3 separate regions of the Homo sapiens genome follow, and regions 1 and 2 are each linked to region 3. The links are chromatin loops, found by intact Hi-C in ENCODE. Cell type or tissue: dorsolateral prefrontal cortex. All regions are shown on one strand. Links, peaks and the distances in the headings refer to the core of each region. The heading gives the core; the rest is flanking DNA.

The links. A loop is a pair of places that touch in the nucleus more often than their neighbours do. Peaks named below come from ENCODE experiments on the same cell type or tissue, not always from the same donor. Only the 100,000 strongest peaks of a DNase experiment are listed, where the experiment ranks them.
Region 1: a loop joins it to region 3, with 2.4 times the contacts of the local background. A loop is called at or near these places in 14 of 110 quality-filtered maps.
Region 2: it touches region 3 in a loop (2.1-fold over the local background); 8 of 110 quality-filtered maps call a loop at or near these places.

What each region holds. Positions count from the first base shown.
Region 1 is chr5:115,241,996-115,250,115 of GRCh38, reverse strand. All of the region lies in intron 2 of PGGT1B (protein geranylgeranyltransferase type I subunit beta), which reads left to right. Among named protein-coding and RNA genes, the nearest start is that of PGGT1B, 17 kb to the left of the region's middle. In dorsolateral prefrontal cortex, for the core only: CTCF peaks have their summits at 3,355 and 3,555 (motif pointing right); no DNase peak of the experiment used is centred there.
Region 2 is chr5:115,093,497-115,101,616 of GRCh38, reverse strand. No RefSeq gene overlaps it. Among named protein-coding and RNA genes, the nearest start is that of TRIM36, 72 kb to the left of the region's middle. In dorsolateral prefrontal cortex, for the core only: CTCF peaks have their summits at 3,155 and 3,354 (motif pointing left); a DNase peak (open chromatin) is centred at 5,006; H3K27ac peaks cover 1,693 bases.
Region 3 is chr5:115,166,310-115,174,429 of GRCh38, reverse strand. It overlaps TRIM36 (tripartite motif containing 36), which reads left to right and starts at 4,522. Exons shown (of 10, transcript NM_001300759.2): 1 at 4,522-4,822. The coding sequence starts at 4,796. RefSeq lists silencers at 4,107-4,526, 5,257-5,346. In dorsolateral prefrontal cortex, for the core only: no CTCF peak of the experiment used is centred there; DNase peaks (open chromatin) are centred at 3,719 and 4,449; H3K4me3 peaks cover 3,895 bases; H3K27ac peaks cover 2,000 bases.

The DNA.
Region 1 (8,120 bases), core at 1,030-6,029, 77 kb before region 3:
TACTTTATGTAGTAAAAGATAAATAAGTGATGAATTTGCAGAAAATTATGGCTTGTATAATATTAACATCGACTATAAAGAATTGTTAAAGATTCAGAAGAAAAAGATACATTGTCCTTTAGAAAATGACAAAATTTATTAAGTAGTTAACAAAAGAAGTACAGATACATAAAAAGATGATTAACCTTACTAGAAATCAGGGAAATTCAGTCAAAACAATGTTACAAAATAAATGTTCATCAAAAGTGAAAGTTACATAAACTATGGCCCAGTAAAGAATATTATGCAGTAAATAAGGTAGAGCTCTATATATATACTGACATGAAACTGTCTGTCATATATATTAGATATGAGTTTTAAATTTCTTTTCAAAGAATCAATATGTCAGTATGTTCAATTTTTTGCCTTCTACTTTTAAACTTAACTTCCTCGTAAAGCAACCTTTTTCAATCGCCTGCCCCACCCTGACTCATTCTGATTACCTGCTCCACCCTGACTCATTCCAATTACCTGCTCCTCCCTGACTCATTCCGATTACCTGCTCCACCCTGACTCATTCTGATCTACCCTGACTCCCACCAAACCACTCACCTTGTCTCTCTCTTTAAATTAGCCAGTTGGAATTAGTTTAGCCTGTTTGGTCTAACCCTAGCCAATAGGGGAACAACACAGCAGCAGGGGCCACCCGCGTCAGGGATGAGAACCCCTTCCCCTCCCTTGTCCAAGTGTGTGCTCACCATTGCTCCATCTGTAAGGGCACATCCTTCTATAGAAGTAAATTGCCATGCTGAGAAGAAAAAAGAAAATTTTATATTTGAGTGCTATTTCTTTTGTGGCACCGAAACTTTACTTATAATATATATGATTAAATGATAAATTTAAAACATATACAGAGGTGCTTTAACAATCTATATAAATGTGCAGGAAAAACTCAGAAAGGATACATAGAAAATCTTTGTGGAGGGGGAAGTAGATGGGAACAGAGGTGGGGGGATGGCAAGATAAGATACTTTACTGTTTTTCTATATATCTGAATTGTTTGAATGTTTACCATAAGTAAATATGTTTCTGTATTTAAAGTTTTAAACTAGAAAAATACTTAGCTTAACCTCTCTTCAAAACATACAAAAATAAAAACTAAAAGTTCATAGCTATACGTAAATACTGATATTTTTGCTAATGGAAGAAATAATGCAATACATTATTTACTATTTTATAATTTTCAAAGCACTGCCAAATACATAATCAGATAGATTTATTCTTCACCTAATTGGCCTGTCCCAAGAAGAGGAAACTGAGACGCAAAGTGATTCAGAGACCTGTCTGAAACCTCACACAAATGATAAGAGATAGAATCGGATTGACATCTGGCACTTCTGACTCCAGGTTTCAATGTTGTTTTACTGTTTAAGTATATGAGTGGAGACAATCACGTTTGGCATATAAGGACATTGTGAATATTTAATTAAAATTAACCCTGGCCTCCACTTAACTCCAGGATTATAAAGACCCTAGTGGTTTCCTAGTAATAAGTGTATGGTGAGACCACTGGAGGATCGGGTCCTTCTCATTAACTTCAGGAGGGAAGTATTCGGGAAACACAATGGGTCAGGTTGGGAATTGTGTGTGCCCTTCTTTGAGGGCACAACCAGAGAATTTTAGACTTAGAACAGAGTGAGGACTATTACAGTCCATCATTTTACAAATGAGGACATTAAGGTTCAAAGAGATTAATAATTTGTCCACAGTAATACAGCTAGTTAATGCTAGAGACAAGATTAGAATGCAGTTTTCTAGTCCTTTGGATATTTTACTTATATGTGCTGATTCAGTGCAATAGGTGCTCTGTTTACCATGCATGTTTTTCTGTGAGGTACAGATTTTTCTCATGGGAACTCAGAGACTGTCTTATAGCTTTACAGGAAAATCTAGTATCTGTTCCTTAATAGATCCCATAAATTATTAGGATTAAGTGTTTGGAAACATAGATAAGAAGATTTAATATTAAAGGGTAAAATGTTTAATGCTTTCATTTTTTTAGTGGATTCTTCAGATGGCTCACTTTTTAAAAAATAACATGGGGGAAGTAAGTATGGTTTCATGTGGCTAAGTCAAGCGTGTTGCATATTTTAAAAATTATAAGTCATCTGTTTTGGAAATATTATAGATCAAGACATTTTGACAAAAATGGTTTTACAATGTTCATTTATATATCCAGCATTCCCAGGTCAGATGTCTGGTAGACCATTCCACAGACCTTTTCACAGTTCAGCTGCAATTCTGAATTCTCAATTTGCTATCTTGTTGAGGGAAATATTATTAAGTCTCTAATCTCTGTGAAAGAATATCTCCTGTCTGCCTTTTCTTTAATTGGTGTAGGTCCAATTCTAAAACAAATGTGTGAAATGTGGAAAATAGGTATATTTAAAATTTTTTTTTTAGCTATTGAATGTTTCATTTACCTTGTTTCATTACTTTCTTGACATCCTTAAGGAGTTGTGTAAGGCATGTCTTCTTACTAGGAAATTGTGTTTCTTGAGATTTATGTGGAATTATTTCTCTATCCATAAAATATAAATGTTCATTTTAAAATCAGAAAGTAGCCACATTCCTCACTTGAATTCTGTTTGCTTAGGGCAAAAACTTTTAAAATGAGGATTAGAAAGTTAAGAAGTTAAGAACATGAGCAAATCAGTTTTGAAATATATTTAAGAAGCATAATCATCATTAATAGTATGGTGATATTTTGGCCCAAGAGCTGTCCTTTATTATACCTAAATATAATTTTGAATGCAATTTTATATTTCACAATACAGTTTATTGCTTTTTATGAAAAGCAACTCCCCTGATTAAAATAAACCTCTTTAAACTCTCAAACTTTTATATTCCATAAGTTTATAACCGTTTTTTAAAGAATATCTAAATGTACTATCTTTCAATGCTTGACATATAGTTGGTTTTATGAGCTTAATAGTAAAACACTAAGTTTTAAAGTGACATATGACTCAGTCATCAGGCAAGAGTCAGCTTAATAAATTTTCATGTACAAACGTGCAAATAAATGAATTATTCTTCCTTATAGTTGATAACTATAGATACATTATATTTTCTAATAACACACTTCCTGCATACTTACACATAAACACACACACATATTACATCCATGTACATACTCCCATTTTTGCTGCCTTTCTCATCTACCCAGTTTTCATTTTTCTTCAGTAACCTCAATTTTTATGATATAGTGCTATCTAAAGTACTTATGTTAAACAGCATAAACAAGTTTGACTCTATAGTTCTACAAAAGTATATTTACCAAATCAGTAGTTCTTGATTCTGACTATGTGTCAAACCGGGATTGTTTTTCTTTTTAAATACAATTTTCCAGGCCCTATCCTCATGCTTTTTAACAGGCATGGGAGGGGAGATGCAAGAGGCATCTCTGTTTTTTCAAAATAGGCAATTGATTCTGATGGGCAGCCAGACCACACAAAGAATTTTCAGTTTGTTTTGCAACTGTTAAATAGGAACACTAGATGGTGCTGTTTGATAACCTGGAAAGAAATTTATACTGTACCCAGAGTATGCATTCAGCGATAAATTTACAATGAATTGTGTGTGTATACTTTCTTAATTATCATGAAAAGGTATGCTTACTAGAATTCCAAAGGAAAGCACACAAGAGCAGACAAATATTGACAGAAACCGCAAAAGAGTACCTAATAAATATTTTTAAGTGGTGAATTTTTTTTTTTTTTTTGAAATGGAGTATCATTCTGTCACCCAGGATGGAGTGCAGTGGCGCAATCTTGGCTCACTGCAACCTCCACCTCCCGGGTTCAAGCAATTCTTCTGCCTCAGCCTCCCAAGTAGCTGGGACTAAAGGTGTGCTCCACCACACCCGGCTAATTTTAGTACTTTTAGTAGAGATGGGGTAGAATTCTCCATGTTGGTCAGGCTGGTCTCGAACTCCTGACCTCAGGTGATCCACCCACCTCGGCCTCCCAAAGTGCTAGGATGACAGGCTTGAGCCACCGCGCCCGGCCTAAGTGGTGAAAAATTAAGTGGTGAAAATGTTACCTCCTAATGAGCATCATTTTTTAAAACATTAGGATTTAAGTGTGTGACTGATAACTCAATTTAGTAAATGAGTAATTTTCTTGATTTCTTAGTTACTTCATCATAGCTTTTCATAAGAAACAGGAGAATTCTCTTACTGTAGAATAAAGTATAAACTTTAGAATAAACTTCTTTATCCAGTTTCATAGTCCACAGGTGATTAAGAAGAAGGCAAAAAATACTACATTGTCTTTTCCCTATACTGTGACCGTGGTGCTTAAGATCCAAACACTTTTTTCATGACAGTATACAGTCTTTCTGGAAAAAAAAAGAAAAACATTTTTACTTTAAAAAAGCTTTCCTTGATAAATTGCAACAAAAGCTATTCATTTCTTCCTGTTTCACTTTTGATAAAATACAATTAACTGATTTTGAATGGTTACTGTTTATTAAGCCTTGTTTCACTTTGCTAAGTACAATCTAAACATGTCCTTTAACCTTTACAAGAAGCCTGAAGTATATTACTTGCAATATGTTATTGTTACTAGTTCAAAAATGGAAGAAACTGGCTCAGAGAGGTTGTTACTTGCCTATAGAACTCATTGATAGGAAGAATAGGATCCTGAGTTTGATTCCAAGTGTCCATGCCATAATCTCCTAACCTTATATGGTACTTTTAAGTATTGATATTTCTGCTGCTTTTCAGAAAAGTTATTTATTTAATCAGGCTAAAAACAGAAGTGAACAAACAGAAATGTCATTTACTGATTCACCTCTAAGAAGATGAATAAATTCATTTATTTCACTCAGAAGCAGATATTTTATTGAGCCACTACTATATGTCTGCCTCTATGTAAAACACCTGACAGAATTGTTTAAGTTGGTGGGGTACTCAACAAAGGTGTCCAGTTGCAAGTATAAATGCAGAACTGACAGATGGTATCAGAGCTGTCTTCCATCAAAAGTAGAAATGGGATCACATTTTTATGGAGGACTGTTAGCAGATTAGTAACTTGAAAGGATACCCTTTAAAAAAGACAATCCCAAGAACAAAAAGAGAAAAAAAAAGATTTAAAAATGTTTTAATCATATAGGAAAATACGCCTTTTGATACTGCCCCTCATCCAACTAGAGAAGGATTAAAAGAAGTGATGATAAAAGGATAGGCTGGGTGCGGTGGGCTCCTGCCTGTAATCCCAGTACTTTGGGAGGCCAAGACAGGCAGATCACTTGAGGTCAGGAATTCGAGACCAGCCTGGCCAACACGATGAAACCCCGTCTCTACTAAAAATACAAAAATTAGCTGGGCGTGGTAGCTCATGCCTGTAGTCCTAGCTATTTGGGAGGCTGAGGCAGGAGAATTGCTTGTGCCTGCGAGGCAAGGTTGCAGTGAGCCGAGATCATGCCCCTGCAGTCCAGCCTGGGCAACAGAGCAAGACTCTGTCTCAAAAATAAAAAGGATAAATGAATTCATAACTTGGTAAGAGAAAGATAACTTTTTATTTTTTTTTTAAGTATAGCATTATGTACAATTTGGAATATGGGGGGTGTGTTAGGTAGAATCCTTTTTTTTTTTTTTTTTTTTTTTTTGTGAGACAGAGTCTCGCTCTGTTGCCCAGGCTGGAGTGCAGTGGCCCGATCTTAGCTCACTGCAAGCTCCGCCTCCCGGGTTCATGCCATTTTCCTGCCTCAGCCTCCCGAGTAGCTGGGACTACAGGCGCCCGCCACCGCGCCCAGCTAATTTTTTGTATTTTTAGTAGAGACGGGGTTTCACTGTGTTAGCCAGGATGGTCTTGATCTCCTGACCTCGTGATCCGCCCGTCTCGGCCTCCCAAAGTGCTGGGATTACAGGCATGAGCCACCGCGCCCAACCTGTGTTAGGTAGAATTCTAAAGATGTTGCCCCAGGATTTCTGTTCCCTGTTAATTCAGTCAAATACTAATCTGGGTACTGCTGTGAAGGGACTGTGTAGATGGGAGTTAAAGTTATACTAATCAACTGACCTTAAAATGTGGAGCTTATCCATAGGTGACATGTGTACAGGTGGGCTCAGTATAATCACATGAACAGCAGACGAACACAGAAACGTTCGTCATGGAATTGCAGAGAAAGGGAGCAGAAGAGAGAAGAGAAGGTAGAGAGGGTCTAATGGAAAAGATTTGAGTGCCGTTGCCACTCTGAGATATGGGGCCCATATATGAGAAATGGCAAGAGAGGATCTAGGAGCAAAAAGGGATACCTACCAGCAAAGAAATGGAGAACTCAGTCACACAACTGCAAGGAAGTTGATTCTGCCAGCATCCTGAATGAGCTTGGAGGCAGATTGTTCCCCCAAAGCCTCCAAGTAAGGAAGGTAGCCCTGCCTACACCTTAACTTTAGCCTGATGATGCCTGTGTTAGACTTCTGACCTTACAAACAGTAAGGCAGTAGGTGTTTTAAGTTGCCAAGTTTGTGGTAATATGTTATGGCAACAGTGACTAATACAGAGAACAAATTTCAGCCTTATTCATATCATCTCACACCATTCATATTATTTTGTTTATTCCCTTCCAGTCTTTGTTGATATGTGCCATTTGCTTAATTATAAACATAAAAATGCACATTTATTTTTGGATCCTACTTTTTTGCTTAACTTGATCAAATACATTTCTCTGTGTTGCTACATAGTTCTACTGATTATTATTTTTAATAGGAATATAGCGTTTCTTTCAGTACATGAGGCATGATATGCTTAACCTGCTGGACTTTTATGGTGCTTCTAGATTTTCACTATTATTAAACTGCAGTGTGCATTTCTTCTCATACTTGAAATTATTGGAATTGATTCTCAGATATATCATGACTAGGTCAAAAGGTTATGAGTGTTTTTATAACTTCTGTTATATATTGGCAAGTTTTAAGTAGCTTACCAATTTAAAAGTCCTTAGGATAAGAGAACCATAATTTGACTGGGTCAAAAGGATATGAGTGTTTTTATAACTTCTGTTATATATTGGCAAGTTTTAAGTAGCTTACCAATTTAAAAGTCCTTAGGATAAGAGAACCATAATCACTGAAATCATAATCACCATTAGTATCTTTTTTTTTTTTCAAGACAGTTTGACTCTGTCGCCCAGGCTGGAGTGCAGTGGCACGATTTTGGCTCATTGCAACCTCCACCTCCCGGGTTCAAGCAATTCTCTTGCCTCAGCTTCCCCAGTAGCTGGGATTACAGGCAGGTGCCACTACACCCATCTAAGTTTTGTATTATTAGTATAGATGTGGTTTTACCATGTTGACCAGGCTGGTCTGGAACTCCTGACCTCAGGTGATCCGCCCTCCTCTGCCTCCTCCCCAAGTGCTGGGATTATAGGCGTGAGCTACCACACCTGGCTGCTAGTATCTTTTTAAAATACATTTTTCGCCAGTAGGGAGATGATAATTGGTGGAGAGTTTAAATTTAGTGGTTCCTAATTTGTTCAAAGAATTAATGTATAAGCTACTATTTTAAGTTTTTTGGGGGGATAAGAAGCTGAAAAAATATAGTACCTAATGCAGAAGTAGGAGAGTGAAAACAGTTAATAATGAAGTTAGTCATACACTAGTCATAATCTCTTATGAAGGTAGTTCTTCATATCAGAGACTATTTTTAGACCAACTCGATTTTTTTTTATCAGCGGTGCATTTACAGTCTGCTGATACTGCATTGTTATTTTCTGCATCTATCATACTGATTTTCTAATAGCTATTAAAACCATAATTGTTGTATAGTTGATTGTTCTTTCAAGTTCCCAACTTATATTCCATTGATATCTTGAGAAATGAAAATTTTTAGATAGAAAAAAAGTATGGATAAACATATTTTGATTGAGTAGAGAGAGACTAAGTGCTAACTTACAGTGTTCTACATACTTCAAAGCCAAGTGGATTACTGGACTCAGAACGAAGGTCTAGCTAATGTGGAAATACAAAGTACATATTTTCTCTTCAGCTTTAAACCTTTAGTTTGCTCCCATGTAAAGAAGCAATGAGTTAAAGTAAAAACACACTAAATGAGTTAAAGTAAAAAGACAGTAGACCC
Region 2 (8,120 bases), core at 998-5,997, 72 kb after region 3:
GGAAGGTGCCTATGGGACTTTGGAAAGATAATATGGCAACCGTTCTCACTGGGACTATATGTGCACATGTGACATTGGTAACCACGGGGCTGTTCATTGTACCAGGACATCCTGGTAGTGGCTTAGGCAATAAAGACACCTGGGTTCAGTTTCTCCCTTTTTTCCCTTTACTACTATATAACATGGGAAACCTAGAATTAGGCAGTTTCCCCAACTGTGAAATAGGGCTCAGATGAGCCACCTCATAGGACTGTAGTGATTAAATGAGGACTAAAATCAGATAACGCATGAAAGGCATTTTTACCACCAGGGCCTCAGTCTGCACCTGTAGTGCTTTTGTGTGAATTAGAGAGGCACCTCCTCCTGCAAGACACTGCTGGGCTTGAAGGTACACAGCTTGGAAAACAGACAAAGCCACTGTCAATTTAAAAAGGTACACCTTCCAGGCAGAGGCAATAAGTGGGTTTTGGGTCCCTGTCTCATTCTGCTGAGCTGAGTACTGCTGTGGTAAATTGCAGAACCATGTAGCAGCCTTGACATTAGGCATATAGTAAATGTTTAATGTAATTGCCATGATATGGATCCAAATTCCTATCCACTCAAAAGATGAGCTATATACTAGGAAGCAGATGAGCTTAAAATATACAGAGCCTCAATTTTTCCTGTTGGAGAAGTTTAACTTTTTGTACCAGCCTGAGGAATCATTTTCTGTTGATTCTGTTGTGTTTTTAAATACAACTTGACTGGAAAGAACAGTTTACTCATCTTCAAAACAGGAGTTGAGCTGGAACTACAGTTTATGTAACTTGCTGGCAGGAAGCCCAAGGATGCTTCAGGGTAGCAAAACAAAATGACTGGGAAGCGGGGTGGGGTGTGGCTGCTGCTGAATGGGTGAGGCCAGAGGTCTCCTCTCTCACCCGCTCCAGCTAAGAACATTACCTTTTAAGTTTTTTTTTAAATTTGAGATTCTGTGTGAGAGTTCATTTGAAGATGAAATTTCACTAGACCCTGCTTTCGGAAGTCCCTGTGCTCTAGCATTCTCTGTCTCTTAAGACTTCTGGATGACAGCATAATATAGAGATTAACATGTGAGTTTTGGTGTCAGACTCTGTTCTACTCACTTATCCATTCAACTGAAATGACCTTGAGCAAGTTATTGCTTCACGGAATTTACGTTGCTGTGAAGGTAAAATGAGTAATACGTTTAGCAGAAAAATAAGTGCTCTGGTATTGATGCAAAAACAGACACATAAACCAATGGAACAAATAGAGAGCCCAGAAATAAAGCTGCATCCCTACTACCAACTAATCTTCAACAAAGTTGACAAAACAAGTAATGAGAAAAAGACTCCCTATTCTATAAATGGTGCTGGGATAACTGGCTAGCCATGTGCAGAAGATTGAAGCTGGACCCCCTCCTTACACTATATACAAAAATCCACTAAAGATGGATTAAATACTTAAATATAAAACCAAAAACTATAAAAACGCTGGATGATAACCTGGGAAATACCATTCCGGACAATGGCCCTGGCAAAGAATTCATGACAAAGATGACAGAAGCAATTGCAACAAAACCAAAGATTGACAAATGGACCTAATTAAACTAAAGAGTTTCTGCACAGCAAAAGAAACTATTAACAGAGTAAATAAACAGACTACCTACAGAATGGGAGAAAGCATTTGTGAAATATGCATCTGACAAAGGTCTAATATCCAGAATCTATGTGGAACTTAAACAAATTAAGAAAAAAAACCATTAAAAAGTGGACAAAGGACATGAACAAAAGATACACGTGGCCAATAAGCATATGAAAAAATGCTCAACATGACTAATCATTAGGGAAACGCAAATTGAAACCACAATGAGATACCATTTCATACCAGCCATTTTTAATAACGGCTATTATTAAAAAGTAAAAAAAAAATAACAGATGCTAGTAAAGTTACAGAGAAAAGGGATCACTTACAAACTGCTGGTGGGAATGGTTCAACCATTATGGAAAGCAGTGTGGGCTATTCTTCAAAGTACTTGGAACTACCATTTACTGCTAATGGAATTACCATTAGCAGTTCCATCACTGGGTATATACCCAAAGGAATACAAATCGTTCTACCGTAAAGACACACACACACCTATGTTCATCACAGCACTATTCACAATAGCAAAGACATGGAATCAACCTGAATGCCCATCAATGGTAGACTGGATAAAGAAATTGTGATACATATATGCCATGGAATACTGCACAGCCATAGAAAACAGTAAGATCATGTCCTTTGCAGCAACATGGATGGAGCTGGATGCGATTATTGTAAGTGAATTTAGGAACGGAAAACCAAATACTACATGTTCTCACTTATAAGTGGGAGCTAAACATTGAGTACACATGGACACTAAGAAGGGACAACAGGCACCAGGGCCTACTTGAGGGTGGAGGGTGGGAGGATAGAGGATAAAAAAACTACCACTGGGTCCTGTGCCTACTACCTGAGTGACTAAATAATCTGTGCACCAAATCTCCATGACACACAATTTATCTATATAACAAACCTGCACGTGTACCCCTGAACCTATAATAAAAGTTTTTAGAAAAAGAAAAACAAATGCTCAAAAAATGTTAATTTTGAGAAGTGGACAAATCCCTCTATCATAAACTATGACTTTCCATAAACCTCATAGTTACTCTCCCAAGACAGTTTTCCCAAAGAGCAATCTGACTTTGTTGAGTGGTTTGTTAGGTAACCTGTATATATGCAATTTTAGATATGAGAGAGAGCCTTTAACTCTGGAAAAATATACAGTATTTCCCAAGCATTTGGGTAGTAGAAAGACTGTTTTCATGCTTTTCCCTAATGAAACTTAATTAACAAATTTTCCATCCTCCCTCATTCCCTACCACTGAATTAGTCTATGTCTAATCAAGTCTAGAAATGTCAAGGAAATTACCTCTCCCTTTTTAAATTCAGCATCTGGGTGAAATTAACTCTTGAAAAAAAATAGTTTTGATTTGATGGCTGGTTGATAGGCAATGACAACAGAGGCTATGAGAGTTTTGGGCTCTGCTTACAGAATCATTCACATGGAAAATGACAAGCTGTAACTGCCCAGGTAAAAATCAGAATTCAGCAACTACTGTTGAGAGTTTTCAAAAATAACTGGAGAGCAAGTTTTCCACAGCCCCCAAGTGAATTTCGGATGGCATTTTATTTTATGTCCTCTTTGGATTCTTTAACTGAGAAATCCCCTAGTTAGGAGGAAAAAAGCAACAACAAAAATGTGTTAGGCATGTGCAAGTGGAGAGTAGATTCTAAGTGAGGATATTGCCCCCTAGTGCTGAAATGTAGCCCAACCAGGAGCACCCCCACAAAGCACAGCTGAATATGGTTATGCAAAAGTCTCAAATTATTCATCTGATTTGACTTATTTGTGGATGCTCAAAAGAATTAACATATTAGACAGTGTTAGGCAATCTGCAGCTAACAATAACTCTTGCCCGTTTGAGTACCAGTTGGAAAACTTCCAGGGACTGTGATCTTATGTAAGTATAAGGTAGAGGTGATGACACTTTTAGAAGTAGCAGCTCATTTTGGTGAAGAGTTTTGGTTCATGAAGATTTTCTTTCACATTTGTGGTAAGTGGTTAATAATTTTACTGTTTGAATCTTGCCAATAGGATTTACAGCCAGTTGTCTTTCATGAAAGATAAGCTTGTTATACTTTTTATATAACTTGTATTAAGTATTGCTAGTATTAAATTCTGTATACAACGTCAGGATATTGAATTCAGTTTTTTAAATTTGGCCAACATGTGAGTTTGTCTTAGGTATCAGGCAAATGGCTTATTTGGGTTTTGTTGTCAGGGAGAGAAAGTTAAAATGGCTTCTTCATCTCACAACCTGTGTTGGTCAGGGGCCAACCAGGAGACAAAAACCACACAGTAATTTGAAAAGGAAAAGCTAAAGTATTAACTATGACCAAGGATTCGAATAACAGGGAATTGGCTGGTAAGAAGTAAAGAGAATGTTAAAGAATACAGAAATAGCAGTTACAGGGAATAGCCACTGTCCCTGGCACTGACAGAGAGCACCAACAAAGGTGCAAATTTCAAAAAAACATCCCCAAACCCCACCACCTCTACCGCCTGTCAGGTCTCCTGGCTGAGATCCAGACCTCAATGGAGAGGGTATGGGTGTGGCCATGGTGCTAAGATGCCAGGATGGTGACACTCCTTAGAAATGCTAAGGGAGGCTGGGTGCTGTGTCTCATGCCTGTAATCCCAGCACTTTCTGAGGCCAAGGTGGGTGGACCACTTGAGGTCAGGAGTTCAAGACTAGCCTGGCCAAAATGGCAAAACCTTGTCTCTACTAAAAGTACAAAAATTAGGCCGGGCACAGTGGCTCATGCCTGTAATCCCAGCACTTTGGGAGGCCAAGACAGGTGGATCATGAGGTCAGGAGTTCGAGACCAGCCTGACCAACATGGTGAAACCCCGTCTCTACTAAAAAAATACAAAAATTAGCCAGGCATGGTGGCGTGCGCCTGTAATCACAGCTATTCAGGAGTCTGAGGCAGGAGAATCGCTCAAACCTGTGGGGCAGAAGTTGCAGTGAGCTGAGATCGTGCCACTACGCTCCAGCCTGGGCGACAGAGCAAGACTCTGTCTCAAAAAAAAAAAAAAAAAAAAAAGAACTGAAAGTACAAAAATTAGCTGAGCATGTTGGCAGGCGCCTGTGATTCCAGCTACTCAGGAGGCCGAGGCAGGAGAGTTGCTTGAACCCGGGAGGTGGAGGTTGCAGTGAGCTGAAATTGTGCCACTTCACTCCAGCCTAAGTGACAGAGCGAGGCTCCATCTCAAAAAAAAAAAGAGAAGATTAAAAAAAAAAGAAAAAAAAGAAATGCTAAGGGAGCTGTTCAGAGGGAGGTATTATGCCTTAGGGCCAAAGTGGGTGTCAGAGAAAGCTGCCTACAGGGAACTGCTATAGACTGTGTGCTGCCAGTTGCCTGCTGCCACATGCTGTACGAGCCAAGAGTGGTGGAAGCTGCGTGCTTCAGAAGCCTACTGAGAGGAGCACACCAGAATCTGAAAAGCCATGCTTTTCCCTCCTCCTGTGTTCCTTCCATGTGCTCTACTGACAAAGCTTAACAATGTGCCAGCTGGCAAAAGGAAGATACAGGTTCTTTCTCTTTTATTATGGAGCAGGCAATGAAGAATGGATTTGAACCCCAGTCAATAAATGAATAACTGTACAGGATATTTTAAATATTTTTCAGTATTGGAAACATGCCTTTTTTTTTTTTTTTTTTTTTTTTTTTGAGACAGGGGCTTGCTCTGTTGCCGAGGCTAGAGTGCAGTGGCGTGATCATGACTCATTGCAGCCTCGATCTCCTAGGCTCAAGCCATTCTTCCGCTTAAGCCTCCTGAGTAGCTGGGGCTGCAGGGATGCACCACCAAGCCCAGCTAATTTTTATAGTTTTTGCAGAGATGGGGTTGTGCCATTTTTCCCAGGCTATTCTTTTCTAATGCAAGCACTTAACGCTATAAATTTCTCTAAGCACTGCTTTAGCTACATCCCACACATTTTAACATGTTGAGTTTGATTTTCACTCAGTTAAAAATGTTTTCTAATTTTCCTTGTAATTTCTTTTTACCCATGTGCTACTTAGAAGTGATTTCCTTAATTACCAACTACTTGAAGATTTTCCAGTATCTTTCTTTTATTGTTTCTAGTTTATTTCTGTTGTGATAAGAGAATAGACTCTATATGACTTTACTCTTATGTATACTGAGACTTGTTTTATCATGCTGAATATGATTTATCTTGATGAATGTTTCATGTTCATTTAAAAAGAATGTTGCTGGGTGAAGTGTACTACAAATTTCAACTAGGTCAGGTTAGTTGATGGTGTTCACATCCTTATATCCTTGCTGAGTTTTTATCTACTTATTCTGTGAATTACTGAGAGGGGAGCATTGAAATCTTCAAGTTATGATTTGGATTAGCTTATTTTTCCTTCCAATATTCTCAGCACTATGCAACCTCAGAAAATGCAAGTTCTGATTCAGGAGGTTTAGGGTAGATTCTAATAGTCTGCATTTCCAACAAGCTCCTTGGTAATGCTGTGCTGTTGCTGATTCCCTTATTACATTTTGAGTAGCAACATTCAAATCTACTACTTTACAATTTCCTTGATGAGAAGAACTGCTTGGTTATTAAAATACAAATTATTGGGCCTCATTGCAGGCAGGCCAAATCAGCATTTCCAGGGAAGGGCCCTGGAAAGCTGGATGTCCGATCAATATCTGTCAATTTATATCAGGTAAGTTTTGGGTGGGTGGGAAAATTGAGCGCGTAGGGGGATAACTATCAGCTTAGTTCTTACAAGTTTAGTTATTTTCTTGATCATTCAGCTACCAGCTTTCCTTTGGCACAGAAATATTCTCGGTTAAGCACACATTTTCTTTGTTTGCTTTGGATATTCTAAAATTCGTCTATTTTTCTGTGATGTATTTGTGTAGACCATGAAGGTAGGTAGGCAAGGCCAAACTTAACTTAGGTTTAGTCTGCCCATCTGAAATTTGGAGTCCAAACAATTCTCCTTTTGCTCTAATAGTGTATGTAATTGTGACACGAGTCAGAGAAATCCAAATGCCCACACCAGCAGTTGTCAAAGTACAGTCCTTAGAGGCTGGTTGGGCTACTGGGGAAACCAGGATGCATGAGGCCCAATCGACTTTAAAACTGCTTTTGTCTCTGGCAAATAATGAGTGTCCCTGTAAGATTTTAATTGAATAGGCTCTTCTACTAAAACCAGATACCAACAAAAATAACAATAGGTATAACTTTTAAGACCTGTGCCCTAGCTGATTAAAATACAATTTCTGATGAACCTCCCATTCTCTCTCATGTCCACACAAGATTAGAATGTAAGGCAGGCACCAGGAGAAACTCTTGAGATACAGGTTCTTTGGTGATGCTCAGTGGCATTTGGTCTATTTTCCAAGCTCCCGACTCCCTTACTATAAATCATGGAAAACTCCACAGATGTGAAAACCAAAGATCTCATATTCCAGAACAACTGATAATAACTATTCTATATGAAAGTGACCATGAGTCATATAATATACCCTGTTAAACACAAAATAAATGTATCCCCAACTCAACTTGCCCTTAGCCAGATTCCAAAATTGTCCTTGGCAACACCAGTGCCTTTTAACAGAAGGGAAGTCAAAGTGAAAAGACAAATTTAATAGAAGTCTTAGTTTTACCTTTGTAAATTTTACAAAAACATATGAACATGTGAATATCTTGCTAGTGCCCTTTCTGGAAATTTTGATGCTCCTGTGTAAGTGAGGGGCCTTGAAATTAAGCTTCATTAGCCTTATGGTAAATCCAGCTCTGGCCACTAATTCACCAAAATGTTTCCAGGTGCAGGTTGCCAATTCCAGTGGTCACATCTTGGTCCTCCTTTTACTCCAACTCTATCAGCATTGGGTTATGACCTTCTTATGGAAACACCTTTTCTGTTGATTTCCACAGCTTCTTCCTATTCTCCTGGGTTTTTCCTATTTCATAGGCTGTTCCTTCTCTGTCTACTCTGTGTGCCTCAGGGCTCAGTATTTGGGCCAAGAGAGAGTGAGCATTTGCACTCACTCTCTCATGATCTCATCTAGCCCTATTATTGTACCTATTGGTTATAAAAATATACCTTTCAAATTTATACCTCTGTCCTGGACGTCTCCCAAGGCTTGAGACGTGTAATTTATCTGCCCACTCACTACCCCACTTGGATGTCTAATGGGAATCTCAAAGTAATTGTGTTCAAAATGAAACCCAATTCCAAAATTATCTTCCCATTTTAGCAAATGCTTCCATTCAGTAGGTCAGTCTACAGCCTAGGACTCACCTCTTGATTTCTCTTTGCCTCTCATGTCACATAGGTCCATGAACAAGTGCATCAGTACTACCTTCAGAAAGTCTGAGTCCGACCATTTCCCCACTTTCCAACACAGCTGCTCTCATTCTAGACCATCACTATTTCTTGCCTGAACTCTTGTAATGGCTTCCATTCTGGTTCCGTGCTTCTACCCTTGTCCCATTATAACTTTTCTTCATCCT
Region 3 (8,120 bases), core at 2,001-7,000:
TACTGGAAAACCCTGTAATTTACTTTATTTCTGTACTTTTTATTTTCTGTAAGTCCAGGTGCTCTCTTGATTTTATACCTATGGCTGCTTAATTATTAGGGGTTCCCAAAAGGGGGCAGAGTTTAGGGAATATGTGGCCATATTACCTTGTTTCTATTTCTTGTTTAGTATATACCAATAGAATGGTGGTACCCTGCCTGTCTGATCTCAGAGCAAACCAATTAATATGCACCATGGTCATTAGGACTTGACCCAGCCATGAATTTAATCTCTTGTTGGGTATTAGGAATCAATATGGAAAAAGACCAAGTCAGCTTATGGAGTAGTATATGATTTATAGGGTAAGGGGTTTATATTTTAAATATCAAGCAATGAACATTGATTGAGGCTCTGTTTTATCAAAGCCTGAATTGTGTGTGTTTGGAGAGGGGAATCTTGACCTTTTGGACTTCATGAAGTAGATGGATGTGAGAGAGCTCATGCCCCTGTGATAGAAGAGCAATTAAGTAATACCAGAAGTAGAAAAGTAGATATCACAATGAAGGCAAGAGTATTGAAGGTCTGTGGACTTAGGGGGATAAGAATAGGATAGGTTTTCTTGTTTTGCATTTTAACCCAGATTTTAAAATAAACTATTGAAAAAGGAGGTGCTAGGATACTCCAAACTGCGGAGGAATAGGCACCAAGGGACAGCATATACAATGTAAAATAGGGGAATAATGATTTTTTTAAAGTTCAGATATTTCATGCCATTCCTGCTAAAAAGCCTTCAAAAGCTGCTCAACATCTACAAAAGCATAGAGGCCTTCCATACTTTACCAGACTTATTTTGTTACCACAGGTTTACCACCCTCTAACTCCTGCTCTTCAACACATGCGTGCGCGCACACACACACACACACACACATTCAAATACACATGTCCACACACCCCCCACCCCCTTATGTTCCAATACCAAGCTGCCTGTGGTCCAGGACTGTAGCTTATTCTGCTCCTTGTGCAAATAGAGGCATGAGGACAGGGCTACACATATGGAAAATCATCTGTAAATACTCAACTTATAGGCTACTGTTGTAATCTAGGCATGCGGAGAGGGGGCTTAGAGTGGGCACAGGAATCAGCTGTGAGGATGAGAAAGAACAGAATCTGGTAACAAACTATGATTTAAGGCTGATCAGAGATAGACAGGGAAGAAGAAAGGAAGATAAAAAGCAAGCAAACAAAACCCACCAGGATTTTAACTTGAGGAACTGGGAAGGGTCTTGGTATCCTGGGAGGCTGGGATATTTCGATGCTGAAACAGAGAAGTTGATGACTTGACACAAAGCACGGCAGCCCAGGGAGACAGAAATGATCAGGGAACTGGGAAAGCAGTGGTTTAAAATGGCAGTTTTCGTATTTGTCTTCTTCCCCTCACCTTTTGTTTTTAAAAGTTTATGGATAGAAAGGATTTTTAACCTTAAAAAGTTTTAGAACTATAACATGTACATATAAGATGGAAAGATAATACAATGTGAGTGAAGAGTTAAATCTTGTATACCTAACTCCATCCCTTACTTCTCCACAATGGTTATCATATTTTGTGCTCTATTCCAGATGCTTATTTTTGTTTGCCTGTAATCAGATATACCTAGTTTTTTGGCCAGAGTGGCAGCATTCAGAATCCTTATGGTTTTGTACTTTTTTTTTTTTTTGAGACAGAGTCTCGCTCTGTCGCCAAGGCTGGAGTGCAGTGGCACGATCTTGGCTCACTGCAACCTCTGCCTCCCGGTTTCAAGTGATTCTCCTGCCTCAGCCTCCTGAGTAGCTGGGATTACAGGCGTGTGCCACCACGCCAGGCTAATTTTTGTATTTTTAGTAAAGGGGGGGTTTCACCATGTTGGCCAGGCTGGTCTCGAATTCCCGACCTCAGGTGATCCACCTGCCTCGGCCTCCCAAAGCGCTGGGATTACAGGTGTGGGCCACTGCACACATTATATTTTAGAAATCCTTTCTCATCAGTACATTGATTTTAACTGCTGCATAGTATTCCATGGTATGAATGTATATTATGCATGATGTTTAGTTATAAATAAGGTCTCAATAAGCTCTTTGTACATGTTTTTGTGCACACATGCAAGTATTACAGTAGGAACATTCTTAGATGTGGAATTGCTTAGTCAAAAGGTAAAAATATTTAAAATTTTTGATAGGATTTGTAAAATGTCCCTTGAGATAAGCTGTACCAACATACGATATCACAAAAAGGTTTGAGCAAAATAAGAGAGGCTTTGTAAATCTTGTATTTTTGATAGAGAAATAGGCAATGATACCATTACTTGGTGAATTATTAAACTTTGAACATATTTGAGGCACAAAAATATTCAAAAATTTTTACAAACACAAAATTAAAACAAGAAGACACTTATACTCTGAAAGAATTAGGCTTAGAAAGTCCTCAAATCTAGACTAATATAAGGTCTTAAACATCTCATGGGACCAAAACAAAAATACCACCAAATGATCTGTTTCAGAAGGATGAATAGATAGTTGCTCACACAACTAAAACCTGTGCTGGGGTGATAATGGTAAGGTTGTGCCCACTGCATAAGTATTTTTATTTTTTTGGAGACACAGTTTTGCCAAGTGTATTAACACTTGCCAAGTATATTAACATCATGTTTGAATTTTGTGGATCAGGTAGAAAATGATAGCTCAGTGAAGTCTGATTTGCAAAATGGAAGGCCATAGCAATGTATTTTCACCAAAATATTGTCTATACAGATTTTATCTTTAATTCCTGTTAATGGAGCCTTCTAATCACTTTTACTGTGTCAACTAATAAGTTTTGGATCAAAGCAGGTGTGCGGATGTGAAATTACAGCCCAAGGGGAATTATTTAGCTCAAAGGCCAGTATGAGAAAGACTTATAATGCTTTCTAATGGTTGAGCCTTTAAATATATGTATATATATATAGGCACCTAATTCACGCAGGCATTTGTTAGTCTCCTCCTGATTAGCACTTTTCAGAACCTGTGGGAAGGAAGCCTTCCCAAGTCTAGCACCTGCGGCCACGCAACGGGCATTAATCCGGATCAGAACAGCCCAGGCATTATTACCTGGCAAAGCTTTCGTCCTCTGTTCACCTCATCTGTAAATGGAGGGTATTCCATTAGAGAAAATTGCTATAGTCCCTCAGTGTTTTTAATTCTACACTCCTTATTTAGATGCCGGATTGGAGACGAGGCTACCGCTGCAGACAGGGCTGTGGGAAGACGACGGAACTTGCCACAGCGACAGACTTCTCCCAAACAGGAAATAAAAGTGGGAAGCATTTTAAAACCTAAACGAGATGTCTCGCTACAGCTCTGTAGTCCCTACTTACCCAGCAATTTAGGGCATCTGTTCTTAAAGCCTAATACATAGGAATGAATTGTTTAGCTAGCCAGAAAGGCAGTGCGTGATCTAATAATCCTAAATTAATTTGTTCTCCGTGTGTCCTGAAAACAACACCAGAAACACACTTGGGCCGTGGCAGGTGAAATGTGCGCCGCCAGTCCTTGAGCTGGCGCGCGCCTTAACGTTCAGCAGCACTCCCCGCGGGGGTGCGGGGGTGCCGGAGCCGCTCAGGACCCTCTGTCCTGGCCCTCAGGAAGGAAAGCGTAGGCCCGGGTGGCGGGGGGTCTCTCCCTTGCCGCGGCCTTTTAACTTCAGTCCCTGGCCAGCATCCGGGAGAGGAATCTCCACCCTGCAGGCGGTCCCCGCGCTACTGGGCAAGAACGTGCGGTGACATCGCGACTTGGGGGTATAGAAGCAGAAAGCGGGATATGACTGCTCGGTGCCCAGTCAGGGACTATTAAGTTCACCCAGCAAGTGAAGCCAGAAGAGAACTGGGACAAGCCGGGCGGGGCCAGGGAACCCCAGGCCGCGCCTGGCTAGGGACCGCGGAGAGGGCGGGCGGGGTCTCACTCTGGTCGCCTCGCGCAGCTCTGCCGTGCTCGCCGCGGCCATTCAGGGAAGGTGGCTTAGGCTCGCCCTCGCCCGCACCGTCCTGTGCCGAGCCTGGAAGCGGGGCTTCGAACCGCGAGTGAAGAAAGCGCAGTGAGAGCAAACTGAAGGGCGGAATGGCAGCGCAGGGCCAGGGGCCAGGGGCCAGGGCTGCAGCCGGCTGCTCTGCTGCAGCGGAGCCTCCCCGCCCCGGCGCCGCCCTCGGCACCCGCCCACCGCTCCCCGCTGCCCTCACTTCCGTTCCTCAGAGCCCCCCAGCCTGGCATAGGGCGACGGGCGACTACCCGGGTGGGAGGGAGGGGCTGATGCGTAGGGGGAAGGTGGCGGCGGAGGGCGCCGAGTCCCAACCGCGTGCCACACCCACGCCCAGCCGAGTCCCGCTCAGCCTACCACTCAGACACCCGGCCTACCAGCCCCAGGCGGCCCCGCCTCTTTTGTGCGACTGGCGCTGTTGCCTGGGCAACGACCAGGCCACGCCCTGTCCACGCCCCGCGGTGCCCCGCCCAGGTCTCTGCGCGGCGCCGTTCCCAGCCGCAGTCCGCAGGAGCCGCTGCTGCAGCCGGCAGCTGGGCGGGATTCCCGGGGTAGTCGCTGGGAGCAAAGCTCGCTTCTCCCGCGCCTGTGCTTTTGCCTGCCCCGGCTTACTTCTCCCCGCGTCGGTCCGCTGGCCACGTACAGCTGACCAGCTCATCTTCCAGCTTCGGACCGAGGCTCCACGGCCGCCGCAGGGACCCGCCCACCAGACCCTGCGCTCGGTAGCCGGTGTGAGTGGAACGTGCCGCTGATGACACCTGGCAGAAGGCAGCCATGGAGGGCGATGGCTCAGATTCGCCGGTGAGTGCGGAGGGGACCGCCGCCCCCACCTCGAGGGCGGTGTGCCGACCGCGGCTCTTTCTCTTTCCTCCGCCGGGAGCCCGGAGGGAGCCTCCTCCCGGGAGAGCAAAGGCAGGCGTGTGGGGATCCCGCTTCCTCTTCGCCTTCTCCCGCCCGGGGCTAGGTTCCGCAATCCGGGGCGTCCCCTTTCTATCCCCGAGAGCCGGACGTGGGGTCCCCTGGGCCGGAGAAGAGCGCAAATCCGATGGTTGCCCACCTGAGCACCTCGGGGGAATCATGGAGGGTCTCTCTAATGGAGCTCAGGCTGTAGAATTAATTAGCGTTTGGGAGTCGGGTGCGGGCAGAAAGCTGGGGCGCGTCCCTCGCGCTTGCGGGGCCGCCCTTTGTCTAGGCGTCTTGACCCCCGCGGGCCCGGCCGGCTGCCGCCGCCTGGGCCAGAGGCTCCTCCCCGGCTTCGCCTGCCCGCGGGGGGCGGGCCGGGGCCCCGGCAGCTGTCAGCCTACAAGTGTTTTTGTTTAAAGGTGTCGAATGTGCAATTCTTCCGAAGTTTCTCGAGGAACTGCTTAATTGAGGGAGCCGCCACATCACACTTAATCAGTTTGTTTCTCCCTCAATGACAGATGAACTAAATTTTCTCTTGGGTAAGAAATACTTTATGTCCATTGTGATTAAAAAGTCAGATTCAAGACACTGCTTTATGTACAAGAAAATGGAAATGATTTTAGATCCTCCCCCAGTGACAAGTAAACCTGAACTGACCATATTTATACATAAAATGGAATGTAAGAACCTATTTTGGATATCCCGGACAAGATTTTCTTTTGAATTAGGTGCCAAACCCTTTGTGAAATGAGATAGGATGTGAATATTCTGTATTCTTTGATGTGAATTGTGAGGTTTAGTTATCTTATTTCCAAATCTGTGAACAGTTGGGAGGTGATATGGCTCTTCATCACATATTTGAGTGATGCAGCAAGAGACTGCATCGAAACACCCACTGACAATGATAAAACCAGTTGGCTCTAATGCAGTTAAATTGTCAGAGATTATTGAAGCACTTGGTGTCACTTTAGGGAGAATAGGTTAGCATACATTTTAAAATTTCATTACATTTAGTTAAGTCAATTTTAATTTTCTGTGTATTTCTAGTAGCTGAAATGATTGTACAAGGTTATAAGTACTTTGAAGTTGGGCTGTCTTTAAAATTGCAGGGATGCTGACTATAGGATTCATAGATATGAAGTCTGGGATACATGGAAAAAACTACGTAGAGAAATGATGGGGAAACTGGTATGAGGTCATCAAACTTTTTTAGTTGTGATGAGTCTAAAATGCTTCTCACTTAAAATAATGAAAGGCTGTAGTATTGAGAGCAGTTGTAGTGGTGCTTATACACCTTTTTAAAGGGTCCCCTACATTCTTTTAATATTCTGTTATGGTTAGGCTTTGTGTCCACACCCAAATCTCATCTTGAATTGTAATCCCCAGGTGTTGAGGGAGAGACCTGGTGGGAGGTGATTGGATCGTGGGAGTGGTTTCCCCCATGCTGTTTTCGTGATAGTGAATTCTCCCAATATCTGATGGTTTTATAAGGCAGTATTCTCTGTTCTTACTCCCTCTCGCCTGCTGCCATGTAAAACGTGCTTGCTTCCCTTCCTGCCATATTTGTAAGTTTCCTGAGGCCTCTCCAGCCATGCAGAACTGTGAGTCAATTAAATCTCTTTTCTTTATAAATTAGCCACTCTTGGGTATTTCTTTATAACACTGTGAAAAGGGACTAACACAGAGAATTGGTACCAAGGTAGTGGGCACTGCTGTAAAGATACCCAACAATGTGGAAGTGACTTTGGAACTGAATAACAGGCAGAGATTGGAACAGTTTGGAGGGCTCAGAAGAAGACAGGAAGATGTGGGAAAGTTTGGAACTTCCTAGAGACTTGTTGAATGGTTTTGACCAAAATTCTGCTAGTGGTATGGACAAAGAAGTGCAGGCCAAGGTGGTCTCAGATGGAGATGAGGAACTTGTCGGAAACTGGAGTGAAGGTGACTCTTGCTATGCTTTAGCAAAGAGACTGGCAGTGTTTTGCCCCTGTCCTAGAGATTTGTGAAGCTTTGAACTTGAGAGAGATGAAGCGGAGCGTAAAAGTTTGGAAAATTTGCAGCCTTACCATGGAGTAGAAAGGAAAAACCTATTTTCTGGGGAGGGATTCAAGCTAGCTGCAGAAATTTGCTTAAGTAAAAAAGACTCAAATGTTAATTGCCAAGACTATGGGTAAAATGTCTCCAGGACATGTCAGAGATCTTGGCAGCAGTCCCTCCGTTTGGCAGGGCCAAACAGGTGCATTAATGAAGAGAGCCCCATCACAGGCCTGGAGGCCTAGGAGAGAAAAATGTTTTAGTGGAGTGGGCCCAGGGCCCTGCTGCTGTGTGCAGCCTCGGTATCACAGGATCCTTAGGGTGTCGCTTCACCAGCCAGAAACCTCTGTGGCAAGTGTTGCCTTTGCCCAAGTTTTGCTCAGGCCCACTGGGCTTGTTCTGCCCACTTGACCCAGCAGGCTGTGCTTGGTTTTCACTACTGGCCCAGATCCCACGGCTGCCAACGGCAAGCCAGGTGCAGAGCAGCAAGGGGTGCATGAGTGAGCGAGCGCGGGGTACAGTGTGCACAGCCAGGCATGGTGGCTGTGGCGGGGCAGGCAGGTCCAGGTGCCAGTATGGGCGCCGGCTCCTTGCTGTGGCTGGAACAGGTGTACCACAAGTGGCTCCCACTACAAGCACTGTGGAACATGGTGGCACCCAGAAACTTGGAGATGCCGGCAACTGCAGAGCCACAAAGAGGATGTCACAGCCCTGGCTTGGGGAGCTCCTAAGTCCAGGCTCCCTGAAGGGCTGCAGCTCTTCTCTCCTCTCTTGTCTCCTCATCGTCACCCACAACATGGCGAGCAGCAGGGTGTATTTGACACAGTTTGTGTTACAGCTTGTTTGGTCCTGCCATTTGGCAGGTCCAGAGTTCCTGTACTGTGTCCAGGAAGAATGAGCTACATGGACAACTGGAGGGTGAACAAGGTGCTTTATTGAGCAAAAGAGTAGCTCTCAGGAGACCTGTCATGGGTAGCTGCTTTCTGCAGGCAGTTCCTCCCGACAACTGCAGCTCTCAGCAGAGAAGAGACCCGGAGTGGGTACCTCCTCTCTGCAGGCAGGTCATTTTGTCGAGTGTGCAGTCCTCAGTGGAGAGGAGACCCAAGTGGGTAGCTCTTACCTGCAGGCAGGTCGTCCTATCATCTGCCAGAGTCTGGCTGAG